Regions from separate parts of the Homo sapiens genome. Here region 1 is linked to region 2. Evidence: read pairs that join two places in POLR2A ChIA-PET (ENCODE). Cell type or tissue: PC-9. All regions are shown on one strand.

Region 1 (2,500 bases), 860 kb after region 2:
CCTCTGGACTGTGAGCCAGGTGTAGGGGAGAAGAGGTGAAGGGAGACACGAGGAAACTTTGGTTGTGAAGAAAGTCTTCAATCATATCACCTTCCAAACTCGCAATCCAATGAGATGCGGTGGTGTCTTCACCCAGTCCCCATCAGTACTGCCAGTGCTGCATCTTGGTAGGTCCAGTAGCTCTTTTCCTGCAAGCTAACTTTGACATCTTACTTGGGGTAATACGGGGAAGTTTCAGAAGGTCTTCCATACCACTTTGGAGCCATGGAAAGCTCCAGATGCTCCCTGTGACCCTCTCATGCCTAATATCACAGCATTGTAGCTACTCTGTGGCTATGTCGCCATGATAACATGGGGGCTTCTCCCATGAAGCTCATCATCTACATAGAACTTATATGGGAATGAGGCACAGCTCTCTCTTCTTGAATCCCCAAAGTTTGAGAAAGATATTCCATCTTTTGCCCCTGAAATTTGGCCTGTGAATGGACAGGATACAGCCCCTTTCTAGCCAACTCTCCCTTCCCTCCCTAGTTCACATCACCTTTATTCCTATCTGACAGTAGAGATGGAGGAAGTAAAGCAACAGTGGCTGGCAATATTTATTTCCATATTTTTGTCTTTTACTTGGACCCATGGCACTGGGCCACTGAGAAGGCTTTCAAGATATATATAAATGAGTTATAGAGGAAAGAAACAACTCTATTCATATATCCTTAATTTTCTTCCTTTAGCCTGACTGCCTACTTTGGCCTACTTGAAATCTGTGGTGTGAAGGGTGGAGAAACAGTGATGGTTAATGCAGCAGCTGGAGCTGTGGGCTCAGTCGTGGGGCAGATTGCAAAGCTCAAGGTAAGTGCCTTTCTCCAGTAACAAGCCTTTATTCAAAACCCATTGGGAATGCAACAGTGAACACAGCAAATCTTCCTTGGCCTCAGGGAGTTTATAGTCTAGTTGTCTTCTTTAGAAGTTGGAGATTGAGAAATTGGAGGAATGGGGAAAACTATACCAAAGATAAGCTGAACATTGTTATTTGATAACATTGCAGATAATCAAGTCAGAAATGGCCTCTGTCTAGAGTAGTGAGTTTATCGGCATTTATCATTTTCATATTTTTTACTGAACATTCTATCGCTACAGCTTAATCTTCTTTCTTCATGATTGTCCTTAGCAATAGAAGAAGGGACTTGAGATGAGCCAGCTAAGAGTCATCACCCACGTGGCCCCACTGCCAAGGCTGTTGTACTAGAAGGAAATGGGCATTCAGCCCAGAGCAGTGGGGCCATGGCTTGGGAACTAACTCCTGGGAGGTACCTAAGACAAGGAAACATTGGCTCTGATTTAAGCAGATGTCTGCTCAAGGGATCCAATCTGATGGTGGGTGTATAGAGTAGGCAACAACTCAGACACAGTATGGATTTGTTATTACATAGTGGGAAGGTGATCTGGCTCAACTGATCCTTTGCCCAAGGCTGGGATGCAGGATTCAGGACCTAGGTCCTAGGGGACAAGTTAGATGGAGTACAGATGAGTACAGGGTTACAACCAACGGCCAAGGGTTTGGACTGGTCTCCAGTGCTAATAGAAGCTTGGAATACAAATGTGAGGCTACCATAGAAGTTGTAGAATAATTTGTTTAAGTAAGTAAATAAATAGGAATAGATATTAAATTTTATCAAATGCCATTGCGGCATTTATCAGGTTCACTTTTCAGTGAATGAATTACATTAGTTTTCCAATGTCGAACCATTCTGACATTTGCAGAATAAGCTTTACGTATGTATGGTATATTATGGGCTACCTTTGGAATTGACTTGATAACATTTAAAATAGAATTTTTGCATCTATAGTCACAAGTGAGTTTGGTTTAAAGTTTACTTTTTGTTCTGGAATTTAGCTAGGCTTGGATTGTGCTAAAATTACAAAATGAATTAGGATTATTTCTAAATATTCCAATTTCAAATATCCTATTAAATCACAAGGGGCTTTTATCCCGTAAGTTTGATAGGACTTGCGCTTAAACCTATTCTTTTATATTCAACCTTTCTGTCCATTTTATGTGTGTTTCTGTAAAATGCAGCTATTTGCATTTTTCACCCATCTGAAAGTCTCAGTGTTGTAATAGTTAAATTTAAGTCATTCTTATTAATTGTCATAACTGGAATGTTTGGTCATATTTATATTATCTTACTTTGTTTTCCATTTATTGGTTATTTCTTTCTGTGATATTTTCTTTGTTCTTTTTTCTCTAATTACTGAGAACCTAAGTTTTATTTACATTCTGCTAGTGTTTACCTTTTTACCAATTATTTAAAATCTGTTTTATTTATATCCTGCTACTATTCATATACATATTTTATATTCCAGAATAAACATATACATGTATATGAACTTCAAACAGTATATTTTTTCCCCATATTCTACCCTACATCCTAGATTTTTATTCAATAATCTAATAAATAATAAAAATCTCATTATCATTAAAACTTTTTGGTTATGACAT
Region 2 (2,500 bases):
GTAAGAGCATTGCTTATGTGGAGATGGCTATAGGCAAAGTTATCCCTATCAAAGCCTGATGCCAGTAAACACTGATTTTACACTCTACCTATCTAACTCCCTTGTTCTGATTCCATGGTCATGAAATGACCTTCTGACTATGATTCTGTTTCATGCACAATTATATCCAAAGGAAGAGAATGTGCTGATCAAGCACCTACATGTTTAACCTATGAGATGGCAACTCTTTGTTATAAATTAATAAACTGGATTATCAGGGGAAAGAATGTGCTAATTTACGTATTTATTTGAGACAGGGTCTTGCTCTGTTGCCCAGGCTGGAGTGCTGTAGCTCAATCATAGCTCACTGCAGCCTCAAACTCTTGAGCTCAAGGGATCCTCCTGCTTCAGTCTCCTGAGTAGCTGAGACTACAGGCATGTGCCACCATGGCCAGCTAATTTTTTTTATTTTTTTGTAGAGACAGGGTCTCACCATGTTGCCCAGACTAAGAATATGCTAAAATTTAAAAGACTAAGTATTCAAGTGTTAGGAAAGCCATTTAAGTTTACTGGTTAAAGACATGGGCTTTGAAATCAGAGAAATATGAGTTTAAATCTTGGTTCTGCCACCTGCTGGCTGTGCAATTGCAGCTGTAAAATGAGGGGAGTATCTGTCTTGGGGATTAATGGTATTAAACAGGACAATGCATGTAAAGTACTTAGCACAGTGTTTGGCACATAGGAGGTGCCCAGTAAATATTTGTTGAATAAACAAAAAGAACATACATGATCAATAAGTGGTTCTTATTTAAAATTTGGAGTTTAAATGATCTCAGTTCATGCATGCCTTCTTCTAAAAGACAGATCCAACCTTAGGGCGTTGGGCAAAAATCGGAGTTTGGGACTTAACTAACTTGAAGACCAGACTCTTCTAGAGTTTGATAAGCTCTCTAGGTATTTTCCACCATTCTGTAAGAGGCCTTTTGAGAAACAGACTGACAGTCTTGTTTTTCCTGGTTTTAATACTCTGGGTAGTAGGATTATGAGTAACTATTTTCCTTTCTATTGTTTTAAATTGTCTGTAATACAAAAAAGTCCTTTTTATTACCTAAGTAATTTTTTTAAATTACCATAAAAATCTGGAAAAAGAAAAGATAAATAATAAAGAATAAATAAAAGAAAGCTGGAAATAAGGTTTGGCTCTAAAATGCATTGCAGTAAGGTGCCACAGATTTGCTAAAGGTATCAAGGAAATTCATCCCTACATTTTCTATCAGACTTCTAAAAAAAAAAATCGATGAGAGTCATAGCATCTATAAGATAAAAATAAGGTAAGGGCCCAGAAGAAGCACAGCCATTCTTATTAGTAAACCATGAGAGAAATTCTTCCCACAGGTATTCATTAAAGTGTTTCTTCAAGTAAGCCACTGGCAAAATGTCAGAACACAAAGTCTAAAATGTAAACTCTGGACCAATTCAAGGGCACTATTGTTTATGAATTACAGAAACAAAACAAAGTAAAACCCAAACCTCCTTTGAAGTTGATTTCTTTCATAAAATAGTCACATAACACAAACTGTGGAAATGGTGTTAGATGTATTTGATATATGACACACTTTTCCTCAAAATAACATATCAACATGAAATACCTAAAGACAGTGCAAAAGAAAATAAATAAAACCTAAAAAAAAGTTTTTTCAGACTTGTTTTTAACCAAACGCAAAGAATATATTAATAACTTCTTCTTTTTTTTTTTTTTTTTTTTTTTTTTGAGACAGGGTCTTGCTCTGTCACCCAGGCTAGAGTGCAGTGGCACGATCACGGCTCACTGAAACTTCAACTTCCCGGGATCAGGTGATCCTCCCACCTCAGCCTCCTGAGTAGCTGGGACTACAGTCTCGTGCCACCACGCCCAACGTATTTTTTTTTTGTATTTTTTTTGTAGAGACGGGGTTTCGCCATGTTGCCCAAGCTCGTCGCAAACTCCTGGACTCAAGTGATCCATTCGCCTCAGCCTCCCAAAGTGCTGGGATTACAGGTATGAGCCACTGTGCCCAGCCTTATTAAAACTTCTTACTGGTAGATGAACAAAACAACCTTCTTTACTAGAATTAACTGAGATCTCACATTACTTGTTTAGTTTAAAGTACAAAACAGTTTAAAAACAGAAGGCAGAAATGTCACTGTTATAGGATCAATTCCATATTTTGGAAGAAATACATAAGTTAGGATTTATATTTTCTAACATAAAATATAGTCTAGATCTTACCAGTTGATTCCACTTTCTTGCTAACTGCTTCTGGGTATTCATCTAAGAAGAAATCTGGTTGCAAAGGATGACCTGAAAAATTGACCCCAAACCATTAGGTTAATGTAACTACAACATAGTAAGATTTTAACATCTGTTTAATAAACATATCTATTTTATTAAAAATCTTTCTGGTGCAAAAGAAAAGGCCTCTGTGAGAACTGTCGAATGACCTGATCTTCATTAAATTAATTTTCTCATAATTCAGTTATC

The links. ChIA-PET counts read pairs that join two places held together with the same protein. Peaks named below come from ENCODE experiments on the same cell type or tissue, not always from the same donor. Only the 100,000 strongest peaks of a DNase experiment are listed, where the experiment ranks them.
Region 1: POLR2A ChIA-PET joins it to region 2 with 5 read pairs; 2 of 35 experiments call an interaction of 5 or more read pairs at or near these places.

The regions. Positions count from the first base shown.
Region 1 is chr9:111,581,821-111,584,320 of GRCh38, reverse strand. PTGR1 (prostaglandin reductase 1) reads left to right here. Exons shown (of 10, transcript NM_001146108.2): 6 at 732-849. Among named protein-coding and RNA genes, the nearest start is that of PTGR1, 17 kb to the left of the region's middle. In PC-9, no CTCF peak of the experiment used is centred here; no DNase peak of the experiment used is centred here; H3K27ac peaks cover 406 bases.
Region 2 is chr9:112,441,519-112,444,018 of GRCh38, reverse strand. It overlaps HSDL2 (hydroxysteroid dehydrogenase like 2), which reads right to left. Exons shown (of 11, transcript NM_032303.5): 8 at 2,249-2,320. Among named protein-coding and RNA genes, the nearest start is that of KIAA1958, 44 kb to the left of the region's middle. In PC-9, no CTCF peak of the experiment used is centred here; no DNase peak of the experiment used is centred here.